2 separate regions of the Mus musculus genome follow, and region 1 is linked to region 2. The links are chromatin loops, found by intact Hi-C in ENCODE. Cell type or tissue: left cerebral cortex. All regions are shown on one strand.

Region 1 (8,000 bases), 160 kb before region 2:
GCGCAATATCATAGCTACATTCTACCAGTTCTGCTATGTAATAAACACCTCAGTGTTACAAAAATTTTTAATCCCAATTTGAGGTTCCTACCCAGCCTTGACCATTTAGTTCCCGGATAAAACACACACACAATATTTATATTTATAATAAGCCTTAAACATCACAAGGGCTGGGAAGATATCTACCCTCTATGCTATTAGAATCTACTTTCCTATCAATAACACTGAGTTATCACTATGTTTCATCTGGGCTGGTCTTAACTCCAATTGCCCAGCCATTAGGGCCATGTTTTCATGATTCATCTAACCCATGGTGGCGTCTCTCTCCTCCCTTCTTTCTCCTCATGATCCTCCTCCAACTATCAAACCCAGGAATCCTAAACCTTGCCTATGTCTCTGCTAGCCAGCTATTATTAGCTGTCAACATTTTAATTTAATCAGAAATAACTTGAGACAAAGGTCACAGAGGCACTCTGTTCTACATGTAGACTCCCTGATCTCAACCAGGTATTAGAGGCCTGCACTTAGCATTGCAACGTAAGAACAAACCTAGAGAGATTTATGATTTTGCCTAGTTTGTGGCTGGACTGGGGCTCAGCTGCATAGTTGTGATGTTAGTTTGCCTTGGGTTAACTCATAGGACTTAGAGTCAGATGGGAGGAACCTCAACCCCTGGTTCTTGGGCAAGGATGACCAGAAGGAATGTCTTAGATCAAACCCTGGGACTTGAAGTCCTCTCTGTCTCAAACAATTTGTGGATGTCTACACTACACATGGTTTGTTTACCAGGGTAGCCAGATTTCTTTATGGGCCAGGTTATTTGAAATGACAACACTGGAGGCTTCTAGAAACATGTTCAGAACTGGCACAGCACCTTTTTCAGCAATAGTCTATTGATAAGGTGCCCAGATTCAGTGTGAGATAACACACACGTGCATACTGTTCAGTGGCGCTTCCCTCAGGGACTGGCTAGTCCAAAATATTTTAAAATATTTTTATTTAATTCAGAGTATTACCAGGCACCAAAGTGTCAATTTAATGCGTATACCATATATTACATTTTATTCTCAGTGGGATTTGGAAAAAAAATACCCCAACAAAGCACATTGATATTTTTGTAACAAGATATTTGACTAAGTGGAATACCCAAAGGAAACAAACAGTCTTGTGTAAGGTAAGATCAAATCCTGGTGTTTTCAGAGAGTTTTTGATTTTAAATTGTGAAGAAAACATTATGAACCTAGATTTTAAGCCAATGTAACTTCTTAAAGTCAAAATAAATTTGTTATCTTGTGTGTGTGTGTGTGTGTGTGTGTGTGTGTGTGTGTGTGTGTGACTAGTGATGGTTTGGGTTCTCTGGGAAGCAAACAGTTCTGGAAGTGTGAATAGTTTGGAGCTAGGGATGCCTGTGCAAGATGAAGAGAAACTTAGTACAGGTGGGGATATCCCCCATGTTATGAAGCAAGCCTATATACTCATGAAAGGGAATGAGAAAAGAGTGGTGATTGGGACATTCCAGGTTCTCAGCCTAGGGAATGGTTCCACCCACTGTGGGCAGGTCTTCCTACAGTTAACCTAATCAAGATAATGACCACATACATGCTCAGAGACCAATCTACCAGGTGGTTCTAGATTTCATCAAGTTGACAATTGCAATTAGCCACCATAACTTCCAAAACCTTGTTGGCCACTACATGTTCTACAAGCACCCAACCCTGAGTCTACAATATTATTCATGAAGTCTTCTAAAGTAATTGTGTATCAGTGGCTGAGTATTGTGAAGGGTAAAGAAAAGAGACATCTACAATAACTCTCACCAAAAGTCCTACCTAACATATTAGATTTTTTTCTCAGAAAGAAAATTCTCACAGGTAATTGCTCTAATGTCTATTATGTGCCAAAATTCTATGTAAATCAGTGTGCAATAACTATTTTTTTCTCTAGCTGTGTCTGTAGGACTATAATGATATGAAGGCAGAGGAGAAATACTTTGCAAGGCTCCTTGGCAGCTGAGGAAGAAATTCTAACACCACAACAGAAGGAAAATAAATTTTAAGATGGAAGAAAGTGACTAAAATTAGCATTCTTATTCAACAGGTGAACCTTGTTTCTAGATGTTATCTTTACGAATCCTCCAGCTGAGCCTGAGCTCCATCCATTCTGATACATCCTTGATAGGATGAGCCCTGGGTGAATTTACTTTCCTCATAGCACAGTCTGTCATGGTAGGGAAGGTATGGTGGTGGGAATGGAAGGTCAGGAAACAGAGAGATGGAAGCTAGCTCTCAGCTCTCTTCTTTTCTATTCAGTCCAGAGCCTCATCCCATAGGACAAGGCCATCCAGGTTTGGGGTGTATCTTCCCTGTTTTCTTAAACCTTTCTGGAAATACTCTCACAGGCACACCATGTTAACAATAAAGTTTCTATAAGTTTGCAATGAAGATGAAGCATCACATTATGCTTCTGGGGATCAAACCAGACTTGGGAGGCTTCCACTGTGAACATGGCTGCCCCATACATCAGGCTAGAGCCAGAAATTAGAGGGAGTTAAGCAGAGTTCTCATTCCCAAGCAGTTCCCTAGGGGAGGAGAAAGCCTTGTAAACAGTCATGACTTGGCTGGAGAGACAACCTCATTAAGGTATGATGCTGTGAAGATGCATGGCAGATACCACATGGTCAATACATGGAAGGTGAGCCTGAGATGGCACTGCTGTTCTGTGTCAGCATCTTCAAGATGGAAATGGAATGAAGAGGTTTCTATAGCAATGGAAGCGTGATCATGTGGAGGCTGCTCCAGAGAGAACAAGAAGCTGCTGTGGGGAGCTGTGGGAGATGAAGCCAAGCAGTAGCCATTCTGGAAAAGTTCTTGACAACATGGGGGTGGGGTGGAGGCTGGATGCCTCCTGTGGGCCACAGGTAACACAGGACTGTGTCCCAGACTAGTCACTTTGGGCTGACTTCTCTGGAGTGGGTGGGGTGAGGTACTGATATCTCAAAGCAGCCTTTCCTATGAGATCCCTACATACAGCCAGCCATCTCTGGCACTTTGTGGTCTTCTTTCCACTTGTTCTACACCCAGACTGCTGCAGCCAGCTGGAGTGGGTGGGGGAGTCAGTACAAACAACCCTTGATGCCAGCATTTTACCTCCAGCCTACGAGTTCCCAGGAAAGAGCTTCTAGCAGCTGCTAGTGCTTCCCAAGGGAGCCTGGGCAGTTGTCTTTTTTTTTTTTTTTTTTTTTTTTTTTTTTTTTTTTGGCATGTGGTGAAAGACCTAGTGGAGTCTTGCCATGCCAACCCACCAGTGTAATGGTTTCCTAGAGAAAACCTAAGTAGACTGGAGGACTACTGCAAGAGAGCCCTGTTCCCCCCCCCCCGCCCCCCCGCCCATACACACACACATACTCAGGACCCATTTCTGGTTAGTTGAAGCCTATCACTGTCAGAGATGAAACACTGAATTCACACAAGCCTGGAGGAACCGACCTAGAAAAGAAATGAGTTTCAGTGTCATTGAATAATGTCCTTTTCTTTTCTGTGTAAAGCAAGAATTTGAATTTTGAAGGCCGAGATCAGTGAAGTCAACAGGAAAGGAAAATTGCCAATATATGGCAAACATTGTGCTAAATGAGTTAGAGATTATATAAACTAGTTCTTCACAAACTAGACAAGATAAAGCCCTGACTTTTTCCAAGACAAAGCTCCAAGACTCAGAGATGTTGGATCCATTGCTTAGAGTGAGTAGGATTTAGGATCCCAGAGTTGGCATGGCCCCAGGAGAAAATGAAGGGGTTGGGGGGTCTTAAGATATGGTTCTTCAACTAAATATTGTCAACTTGACAGGGTCTAGAATCAACTAGAAGACATGGGCATGCTTGTTTGGGGTTATCTAGTTAACTTCTGGGAATGTCTGGAAAGGGTCATCTTGAGGGAGTAAAACCTACCCCCCCCCCAAATGTGGATCACAATATTCTACAGGTCAGAATTCTGAACTCAATGAAAAGGGTACCGATGGCCAACCAGAAGCATCCATCTTCCTCTGGTTCAAAGGTGGATATAACTTGACCAGCCGGCTTTAAGCTCTTGTTACTGAGTTTCTCAAGATCTCAGATGCTTGACCAGGTAGGGAGAATCCGGGAATCCAGGACCAACAGCAAACTTTTTTTCCTGAACCTTAATCCCACACAACAAATATACAAATGGATGTTATCCCCAAATCACAACAACTGCCAATTTAAAAATATTTAAACCACCCTCCTCACCCAAAATTCTAATCACCAACTAATGTCAGCTGAGGATTTTTTGCCTCAATTGGTACTATCTCAGAAGTCTGCATGCTTAGAGAGTTCCAGAATCTATGCTGAGGCAAAAGCCTTCTGCTTATGTTAGCGCTGCTGATCACATCAGCTACGCAGGTGGCGCTGATCACATGGAGCAGGTAAGGCTATCTTCCTCCTGGCCAGCAGTCTCATATTGTTTCCTCCTACCTCTGGGGAAATTTCTCGGAACAAAACATAAAACTCACTCAGTCTAATGTGCAAATAGCTAACGATGCTTAAAGTGATATTTCTCTTAGGAGTATTTTCATGTTAACATTTTAAGCAAGATAAATTAAGCTTTATTAGAGAAACAGCAGGCTTTGTTTCAAGGTAGAACACCTTTAAGGGTAAACAGAACATTATTAGTGTTTCTTAAATCACACTATACAAGTAGTTCTTTAATTTTTCAGCTAGATAAAGTCCTTTCTGTTTTGTTTTGTTTTTAATAATCAAACCAATTCTAAATGAATATAAGTTCATTAAGTTGAATAGACTTTGGGTCTTGTTAGTTTGGGTATGTAATATTTTATTTGTAAAGTTTCTCTTTTAAATAATAAAGGTTATAAAAAGGAAAGAAACCAACTAAACAGTCCCTCAATATATCTGTCCAGACAATGGAATAGTATTCAGCCCTTAAAAGAGATGAGATATCAAACCATGAGGAGAACCTTGAATAAATATTATGACATTGGAGGAAGAGGCTACATATTACTTGCAGAAATGCTAACAATTTGGAGAAAGTAAAACTAAAAATATCCATCGGTATTTTCCATGGTTGTGGGTGGGTAAGATAGAAGGAGCACAGGATTTTTACTGAAGTGAAACTACCATGTATAGCATTGGAATGATACATGCATCATTACAAGTTTGTGCAGAATTAAGAATGTATAGGGTACCATTCTGAAAGGGGATATTGACTATTCGGAGGCTAGCATGTGCAGGGGTGGGGGTGGGGGTGTATGTGAAATACTTGAACATTCAGTTCAGTCATGCTATGAGTCTGTAACTTCTCTTAAATATTGTATGTGGTGTGTGCGTGTATATGTGTTTTAAATAACTACAATCGGTTAAAGTAAATCGAAATTTCTGTGTGGATGGCAATAATGAGTTAAAATGCGTTGAATGTTCACTAAAAACTAGGCACTCACATTTGAAAGTAATTTCATACTTCATCTCCTTTATGAGTTGGGTATTATTATCATGTCAAGTTCATGTACAAGAATCCAAGTTTATAGATTCCCAGTTAGTTGCCAAGGAAGCTTGTAGCATGCTCACTTTACAGCTAAGAAAACTGAGGCTTAGAGACAGACACAGCAAGTCTTAGATACTCTCCATGTACCCCTACCCCCACCCCGCAATACAGTTCTCTTTGTAGCTCACAGAGAAAGCAATATTTGCCTATTTAAATTCATTTTGTTGTGAGATTCTGATTTTTATGTAATGTTTAGCAAAAAGCTAAGTCTTTACATCTGAAACGAGTATAAACAAGTCCAATTTGGCTCACATCACAGAACAAGACTGATAAGGGCAGTCTCCTGTGAGGCTCATTTGTGGACACACATGACTATATTGTTTCTTAAGTGGACATGGAAACCACAGTGATTATGATCTTTTGAAAAATTCATGGTTGAAACAGATCCAATTTAATTATGAGATTGCCTTACGAGGTTGTTTGCACAATTCATCAAGGGAAGGAAGGGACAGAGGTCATGGAATTCACACGCACACGAGCATATGCATCAGGGTCTCTCTCACACACACATGGCCTCATATCTGGCTTGATTCAGAATCAGGAAATTTATAGTTAAAATACAAACCAGTTTTATTTGTGTAGACTGTCAGAGAAGCAGAGCCAGGGGATGTTCAGTTAAGAGCTAAATGGTGACAGTGCCTGAACCTCGAGTGTGTATAATGAAGATCCCATATCTTCCCACTTCATATGGGACAAGTGCTTCAGGAGGAGAGATGGGCTACATGCAGAGTTGGGCTACATGCTTGCTCTGATAATGGCAATGATATTTTTGAATAATGCCTAAAAGAAAGTGAAAAATTATTATTTTATCATGGTTATGAGGAAAACCTTTGATATTCTTTGGTGAACCATATACGTGGCTTGTGTGTGTGTGTGTGTGCACGTAGAGGGGACAATACATATGCCTGCATATGCATATAGAGACCAAGAGTGTCCAGCTCTCTACCTTCTCTCTTTGATACAGATCTCTTGATGGAACCTCCCATAGCCTGGTGTAGTGGCTTGAATAAGAATGGCCCTCATGGATTTGTATGTTCGAATGTGTGGTTCCCAGTTAGTGGAACTGTTTGGGAAGGATTAGGAGGTATATGGCCTTGTTAGAGGTGTGTCACTGTGGGTGGGTTGTCAGATTTCAAAAGCTCATCCCAGGCCCAGTGTAACAAATTCTCTCTCTGCCTGAAACTTGAGGATTAGATATGATCTCTTAGCTACTGCTCTGGTGCCAAATCTGGGACCTGCCACCATGCTCCCCACCATGATGGTCACAGATCAACACTTTGGAACTGTAAGCAAGCCTGCAGTTTATATTTAGCTTTATAACTTGCCTTGGTCATGGTGTTTTGTCATGGCGATAGAAGAGTAACTAAGATACCTGGCCCCAGTGGCTTTCCTTAACTGCAGAGGAAGATTCCAACTCTTTTATTAACCCACAGTCCACATGTCTCTTAGTGCTACTGTCTTCCAAGCTCCTGCTAGGATGGCCCATTAAGTCCTGCTTACAATTTTCAAACTACTTTCTAGTCCAAAGTCCCTTCCACACTCCTCCATGAATAAGCATGATTGGATCTCTCACAGCAATAGCCCACACTCCCTGGTACCAACTTCTGTCTCAGTTACTTTTCCATTGCTGTGAAGAGACACAATAGCTTACAAAAGAAAGAGTTTATTAGTGTTAGAGTTCCTACGGTGTAAAAGTACCTTGGTGGATCAATCAGGGCTAAGGAGTAATCCAGAGATCACACCACAACAGATGTCACACAAAAGATTTACAGATGGGCAGTATGCAAAGGCTGCCTCTGAGAGATGGTGGAGGAGAGAGAGGGGGCGGGCAGAGAGACAGAGAGACTGAGAAAGACAAAGAGACATAGCTACAAATAGAGCAAGAGAGTAAGCCATGATCTTAGGGACCTTTTAAAGGGTAGATATGCTACATGTGGTTGGTGGTGATGATGTGGCTGCTGGCATTGAACTGCTGAAGGTAGGCTTCAGGGGGATACCCTGTTCTGTAATGTGAGTGGCTCCTAATAATTAAGGCTCACAGTTCCAGAGAATTAGAGTCCGTGACTGTCATGGCTGGGAGAAAGTCAGAAGACAGGCAAGCGTGGTACTGGAGCAGTAGCTGAGGATTTGTTTACATCTTTATCCATGAGTAGGAGGAAAAGAGAGAGCTAACTGGAAGTCATATGGACTTCTAAAACTGTGGCGAGCGTGGCCCATGGCCCATAAGACACTCAGCTGCTAGGATATCCATACAAGATTCGGCTTTTAAATATGCTTGCTTTACTCACACAAACATTCTTTATGATGTCATGCTAATACCAAAGGCTTAACGGAGACCTCACTAAGTGGGCAACAGTTGTTTGGGCAGAAATGCTACTGCAGGGTTCCACTGGGGAATCTTCTCCAGTGAGGATCCTCAGAAGGCTCAGC
Region 2 (8,000 bases):
GAGATTTCTACTTCAATATCACTTTTGAACCATAGATTCTGCCACCCCTGGAGTTTCATTTTCATTTTTTCTTTCTTCCTCATAATTGTTGACTTTACTCTGTTTCATACTAGCTGACAAGATGAACACGGAAAACTGCACTCAGACTTTGGGGAGAACTTTCACAGCAAGGAAAAGATAAGAGTTTTAAAAAGTGTGTGTGTGTGTTTATTTTTAAATTCTTATAGCAATTCTGGCCATTCAGGTCCTAGCATTCTACCATGTCTTGTTTTACTTTTCTGCTTTCATTGCTAACCAGTAATTTGTACCATGTGATCATGCAAAGCAATTCAGCTCTCCTCAGTGTGGCTCCTGGCTCTGCTGGATGCATGCAAATGCTCTCCAGCTGTTAGACTCTGGGCCATCTACTCTCATATCGATCTCCAGCACTGAACCAATATAAATACTTTTCCAGAAATATCAATCTTGCCACTCATCACTGGAGACTTACAAAGGGCAGGAACTGCTATGACTAGCTTGCATTTCAACAACATTTTTCCTTCTGTTATAACCAGTCTGGAAGGCTTGTGTGGAAGTATAGATTATGGGCTCAGATGGTAAGAAAGACTTGCAGGAAAGACCGAGATTTAAATCATGGAGGTGACTGTAATATAAGTGTAGCATGTAAATCGAAATGTTCAGATTAGGAGTCGCGAACCAAATGAAAATGTTTCTATTTTATAAGTCTCCCAAAATGTCATGTGCAATTTCTAAATAAGAGAAAAAAATCCATTGCAGTATAGAAACCCAAACAAGTGCCGTCACTCCAAACCTTGCCCACCAAATTGTCCAGCCACATAAGCTTACATGGCTGAAACAGAGCAAGAGAGGACTGTGCACTCTCTCTCTGGCTTTTCTCTCCTTCTTGATGTTTCTCTAAAAATTACAGAGGGTGCTGGAAAGATGGATTGGAGCCTCCTTATCTTGCAGAAAACCCAAATTGAGTTCCTAGCACCCATGTTTAGTGACACACATTGGTCTGTAACTTTATCCCCCAGCACACACAGACACCGACACACACACACACATGCCACAGACCCTCTGGGTCCCTGTGTCTGTGTGGAACGGGTCTCTAGTCACGGGTGGGCAAAGCGTGGATGAATGAGTGACAAACAGACACACACAGGAGAGATCGTGTGGAATCTGAGTGTAATTTTCAAATCGAGCATCAGACTTTTATGCAGAGGACAATAAGGAAGTTGGGTGACATATTCACAAGGTACAATTGAGGTAACCGGAATCTTACATAAAACAGAGGAATGCAAACACAAGAGGTCTAACGGGAACCACCTGGGATAGAATTCATTGATAACAGCTGGGATCAACAAGGGCTCCACCTAAGATTCACTAATCTTAGAAGCCAGAGTCAAGGGCTTCGCGCCCTTGCCTTAGTTCCTATTTTAGTCTCTTGTATAGTCCACCTTCCCCTTAGGCCATTGTAAATACGTGTGTATGGGTGTAACTCTGCTACAGTTCTAAGTATCTATTCTGGTTTCTCCCTTGGTCTGAAACTTCCTTCTTCCTTAGTGATGGTAAATTCCTGTGTAAGGGAGTGACTTACCTTTTACAATCTTACTGAATTCCAAGCCCATGATCTTGCTCAAGGACATTTCTAGGACTGTTGGAACACTGGCAGAAGGCTTTAGCCATGTCAGAATTCAATTTTAAAAAGCACTTATAATAGGAAAATACTGAAAGAGAGCACGTGGATCCATACACTAGACTAATGCGGGAATGGAAAATTAATGTATGGGTAGGGAATGCTAGACTCCAGGAGGAGAGCTTCCTTGAAACTCTTTTGCCTCGTGAGTGACTTTTAAGCCTTTCAGCTTGTCCAGCTGACTCTACCGGAGAGCGTAGCACACACACCCAGACACACACAGGTGCAAACACACACACACACACAGACACACACAAATACACACAAACACACATAGGCACACACAAATACACACAAACACACACAGGCACACAAAGACACATACAGACACACACACAGGCACACACATACAGACACACACAGGCACACACAAACACACACACACAAGCACACACAAATACACACAAACACATAGGCACACAAAGACACATACAGACACACACACATAGGCACACACATACAGACATAGATACACACAGAGACACACAGACACACACATAACACACAGACACACACAGGCACACATAGACACACACAGACACACAGATACAGACAAACACACACAGACACACACAGAGGCACACATACAGAGGCACACATACACACAGACACACACAGAGATACACATACACACAGATACATATATACACAGACACATAGACACACATACACAGACAGACAGAAATAAACATAAATTTAAATTTTAAAACATTTTTTAATAAAAAGGAAGGAAGGGAGGAAGGGAGGAAGGGAGGAAGGGAGGGAGGGAAGGAGGGCTAATAGAATGGAAACAAGGGAGAGAGCAAGGAAGGGAAATCAAAAAAGAAGCAAGTTTCTGAGCAGCAGACTCAAGGGCAGCAGCCATGGACAGAAGTGACTAGACAGGATAGGCTGTGTGATAGCAGCTGTTCCAGTCTTGCTCTCAGAATTGCTGTCTGCCCAAGAGATCAGTCTGCCATTTGCCAAATAAATGGAAATTTGAGTATTGATGAATTTGGAGCATCTATAGGATGTTCATTGGCATCAGAAAAACAGGGAAGCCCAAATAATATATGATCACTTTATGATCTCAATGGAAAAACAAGCAACTTGGGAAATGAATGTGGTACATCTAGCCTGCTTCATCAATTGACCAAAAAAGGTTCAAATCCTACTGTAACCAGAAAAGCAGGGGATGTTTTGCTCGGCTAAGGGAATGAACTCAACAACCATCCAGTTCAATACAGATCTTTAAAGAGTATGAATATACAGCCACCAAGAGCCAATCATTTTAAGAAAATAAAGTCAATGAGCAGAAGAACTAATTCTTGAAGAAATGGAGTTAATAGCCAAAAGTCAGGAACTTTTACATCACAAAAGGAACAGATGGCTGTGGGGGACAATCTACTACAATCCCTGCAAACTGAAAAAAAAGTCATCACTAAAATTAAATAACAGATGGCATAAAGAACAAAATTTACATAACATAAGATAGAAGTAGTAAATTAAAATATGTGGCCAAAGAATTATCCTAGGGTAAAGTAAAAAATAATGAGCTGAAAATAAGTACAAAATTAAGACAGGAAAGACAGATGCAGGAGATCCAACATTCAGCTAATTGGAGTTCTAGAAGAGGAGAAAAAGGCTCAGCATCACTAATCATTAGGGAACCACAGATCAAAATCCCAGAGACACCCTTCCATACATTGTTAGGGTGGCTGGGAGGGCTACTATTTATAAAAACAAAATCAAAAATAGAGAATGACAAGTATTAGGGAGGTCATGAAGAGCCTGAGACCTTTGGCCATGCTGGGAATATAGACTATTGCCTTTGAAAAACAGGGCAGTTCTCTCTTATCACTTATCTATTGCTGTGCAGAGACACCATGACCAAGGCAAGTCATACTTTTTTTTTAAAAAAAAATCATTTAACCAACCTGGAGCTTGTTTACATTTTGGAGAGTTAGTCCATAATCAGCGTGGTGGGAAACATAGTATTAGAAAAGTAGTGAGAGCTTTGCATTCTGACCTATAGGCAGCAAGCAGAGAGAGAAGGGGATCTGGCATGGGCTTTTGGATGCCAAAACCCACCCCTAGTGACACTCCTCCTTCTACAAGGCCACCTCTCCTAATCCTTCCGGAACAGTTCGCCTGACTAGGAACCAAGTATTCCAATCTGTGAGCCTATGCGGGCCACTCTCATTCAAACCACCACTGTTAATCACAAATTAATCATACCTTGGAGCCCAGCAACTCCATTTGCATGCATATACATAAAATAATTAAAGACAAGGATGCCAACACACATTTTACGTATGACAACCATACAGGGAAAACAGTTTCATGCATTCAAAATGCGGCTATCCACACAATAAAATTAAAGTGTCTATACAACTGAACAAAGATACAGTGACATTTATTTAAACTTACTAAAGAAATGAATATCTGATATCTGATATATGTTACAAACATGAATGTAGGGAAAAGAGGTTTGGGCACTGCAGCATGTATCCATGATGGTTGAATGTAGGTAGGTATTCCAAGGATTTTCTACCAGCCCAGTTCTGGCTCTTTCTCTCCTCCCTTGGCACACATGCTTGTATATGCTAAGCAAGCTCTCTGTCATTGTGCTGTATCTCCATTGTCAGGTCTTACTGTCTTAACCATGGCTTTTGTAGACTTCAAGAAAACATATTCCAGTTTATTAGTTTGTCATTTCCCCCTATCCAGGACAGTTTGTATGTTCTCAGACAGTTCTCAAGGTCAGAAAGGGTATGCCTCTGTAGTTTTTTTCTAGAAATGTTATAGTCTGTTTTTTTCACTTTCTGAGTCCTCCCACCTCTCCCTCCCCTTCTCTTTGCCCTCCTTCTTCCCTCTCCCTCCCTCTCTCCCTCCTTTTCCCCTCCCCATCTCCCCATCCCTCTCCACTTCCCTCTCCTTCTCTCTCTCTCTACACACACACACACACACACACACACACACACACACACACACACACACAGTGAGAGAGAGAGAGAGAGAGAGAGAGAGAGAGAGTCCAGTGTGTTTGCCTGAGGGGAAGCTGAAGGTTGGTACTGGGTGTCCTTCTCCTACTGTTATTCACCTCACTTTCCCGGAGTGAATTATTGACTTCAGAGCTCACTGTTTTGGGTTAGACTGGCTGGCCAGGAGTCCCGGGAATCCATCCATCTGTCTCTGTCCCACTGGTTGCCTTTACAGATGCATGAGGCCTGGCTTTTCTTTCTTTTTCTCTCACTTTTTCTTCATTAATTTATCGTGGGTGCTGCAGGTCCCAATTCAGGTCTCCATTCGTGAACAGTGGGCACTTCAGCCACTTGAGCTGTCACCCCAGACCTCCAGGGTTTACCATGTAAGTATGCAATTCTTCTGCTAGTTTGGGGCGTGTTGTGAGGTGTTCATCATGGTTTGTTTGTTTGTTTCTATATACGTGTATTCAGATGTTCCAATGCCATTTATTATTGATCCCTCAGTCTGTTCAGACATCAGTACATACAATTTTGATTATTCTGGTTTTGTAGACAATTTTACAATTAGACAACATAAACTAGCCAGAGTAGCATCTTTTAAAAGATTGTTTAGTGTATTATTCTAACATGTTTAAGTTTTATTTTATTCTAAAATCTTTATACATTTGAATATCAACTTGGCAATTTCTACACAAGGCATGCTGGTATCTTATTGAAACTGAATTGAAAAGAACTATTCAAAAAATCAACAAAACCAAGAGCTGGTTCTTTCAGAAAATCAACAAGATAGATAAATGCTTAGCCAGACAAACCAGAGGGCACAGAGACAGTATCCAAATTAATAAAATCAGAAATGAAGAGGGAGACATAAAAACCAAATATATCTTAAAATAATTATTCTGTTTATTGAGTATTAACAGTTGAAAATATTAAAAATCATATTCTACAAAAAAAGAAAAGAAATTGCATTGAATCTTTATATCATTTAAGGAAAGTGCAACAAAAAATTCTCCTTCCTCTTGCCAAAAATGCCCATACCCTAATTCTCAGAACTTGTAAGTATGTTAGGGTTTATGGCAAAGAGCAAACTCAGCTTGTTACTCAGCTGGCTTTAAAATATGGAGGTTGACCTGGCTTATCTGGGTGGGCCCAGGGTTAACATTTCTGTTCCTTAAATGTAGAAGGAGAGAAAAGAGGAAGTCAGAATGATGTAATAACAAAAGACTTTGGCACACACCACTGACTTTGAAGGTGGAGAAGAAGTACTTGAGAAAAAGGATGAGTGCTGTGTGGGAACAGAGAGAGGAAAGGAAAGTGGTTTGTCCCCAGAGTCCGGGGAAGGAATGCAGTCCTGATTTGATGAGGCCCAGCTCAGAATTCCAACCTACAGATCTGTAAGGTAATAAATTTGTGATATTTGAAGCCTCTAAGTTTGTGGTGATTTGTCACGGCAGTCGTGCGAACAAACATAATTGATATCTTTGTGATATTAAAATTTCCAATCTATGACGATGGTGCGGCTCATCATTTATTTAGGTGTTCCCTGACTCCTCTCCGTGGTGTTTTATGGCTGTCAGGCCGGCAGGTTTGTGCATCTTTATTAACTTCATTCCTAGGCGTTTCAGATTTCGTGATGCATAGCACAGATCTGCATGTTTGAGGCAGAAGTCACTCAAGCTCTAAGCTAGAAGAAACCACTTAAATAGCACTTTGATAAATTGCTAGAGACCGAGTATGGACTAGCATGAGGCATCGTGGGAAGCATGATCTGAGAGGGACCCTCACTCCATCTTGGTAGAGGCTGTCTCCTGGAACTCTAACAGGGCAAAACCAAAGAAGATCTCCTGGTGGCTGCTGAGGGATGAGGAAAGGAACAATTGCTGTGAAACCTATCCAGTCGTTTCCCTGCAATGGTGGCTTGTGTAACAGGGATGCGACTTTCCCAGAAACTTATCCCCATTAATAGGGTCCTTCCAACCGGGGCACGTGTTTTATATTGTACACAGGAGGAAACAAAGTCAATAGAGACCAAGACTTCAGGAAACTAGATGAGAAATATTGCATTTGGGAGAAAGAATTGGGGAAAAGAGGGGAAGGAAAATGTGCCACTGTAAAAAAATAAATAAATAAACAAACAAACCTTGAACAAAACAAAACAGAAATTCCATCAGAAGAGTTTGGATGGCTTCCCATCCCCCGCAGTGCACCACCACTGAGGTAACAGTGTTCTGAGGTAACAGTGGTGGATCATGGTCACCTAAAGTCTTTAGCCTTTCTGACTAAAGAAAGTCAAACAAAATACCATAGGAATCTGAAACCTCCAGCAAATGGAACAGTTCACATCCCAGCTTATCATAGATTCTTGGGTTAATATACCATTTACCCACTTCCATAACCTAACAGAATGTGTTCAACCCTTCTCAGACCAAGTGTGGGAGGAGAGAGAAGAAAATTATCACTTTCACCCATAAATTCAGGTTGCCTTCAAAAATCTTTTGGACTGTAGACCCGCCTGCCTATCGTCTGCCATTTTAATAGCCCAGGAGTCCCTTTCTCCAAAAAAAAAAAAATACCTATGAGGTTCTACACAGGTCTTCCCACCAACCTGCCACTATCCAGATTCAAGATTTATTCTGGAAGTTTCTGGAACTACTGTTCATGCGTGAGGAGGTTCTCTGTGTGAGACCTTTGTTCTTCAGGGTTTCCCTGTGCCTACCACTCTTCTAACATCCTCTTGGTGTAGCTTTCATGTCATTTGAACTTTTCTGATATTGCATTAAGAATAATTTGCCCTAGTCCTTTATATCTAGGCTCCCTCCCCTTGAATTATTCGTGTCATTCTCTTCTTTTCTATTTCCTCTGAGGCTCATTGTGTTCTGTTTTGCTGTCTGCTGCTGTGATAATCAGCATGAACAAAAGCAGTCTGGGTAGGAAAGGGTTTATTTCATCTCATGTTTCCAGGTTCCCCACTGAGGGAAGTCAGGGCAGGAACTATGGACAAGCAAGCACTGGTTTCTGTCTCTTGCTCTGATGATAGTTTTCTTATGCAGACAGGGCCCATCTACCTAGGCATTGTGCTGTCCACAGTGGGCAGGGTCACACCAATTGTCAATCCAGACAGTTTCTCACAGATGCAGTCACAGGACAATCTGATGAAGACAATTGTTTAGCTTCCTAAGGGGCCCCTGGGTTGTGACAAGTTGACAAACCTAACCAGCACCCAGTGTCTACATCTCCGCATGTTAATTGTGCACACAACCCTTAATTGTTTTCATTGTTCAATGGTTCACTTAAGTGTTCCTGCCTTGCACCACTGTGTTGGGGCCCAGGAATTG

Evidence for each region. Peaks named below come from ENCODE experiments on the same cell type or tissue, not always from the same donor. Only the 100,000 strongest peaks of a DNase experiment are listed, where the experiment ranks them.
Region 1: a loop joins it to region 2, with 5 times the contacts of the local background. A loop is called at or near these places in 2 of 42 quality-filtered maps.

What each region holds. Positions count from the first base shown.
Region 1 is chr1:57,629,315-57,637,314 of GRCm38, reverse strand. No RefSeq gene overlaps it. Among named protein-coding and RNA genes, the nearest start is that of Spats2l, 140 kb to the left of the region's middle. In left cerebral cortex, no CTCF peak of the experiment used is centred here; DNase peaks (open chromatin) are centred at 2,850, 3,102, 3,440 and 7,333.
Region 2 is chr1:57,470,277-57,478,276 of GRCm38, reverse strand. No RefSeq gene overlaps it. Among named protein-coding and RNA genes, the nearest start is that of Gm22371, 52 kb to the right of the region's middle. In left cerebral cortex, no CTCF peak of the experiment used is centred here; a DNase peak (open chromatin) is centred at 3,057.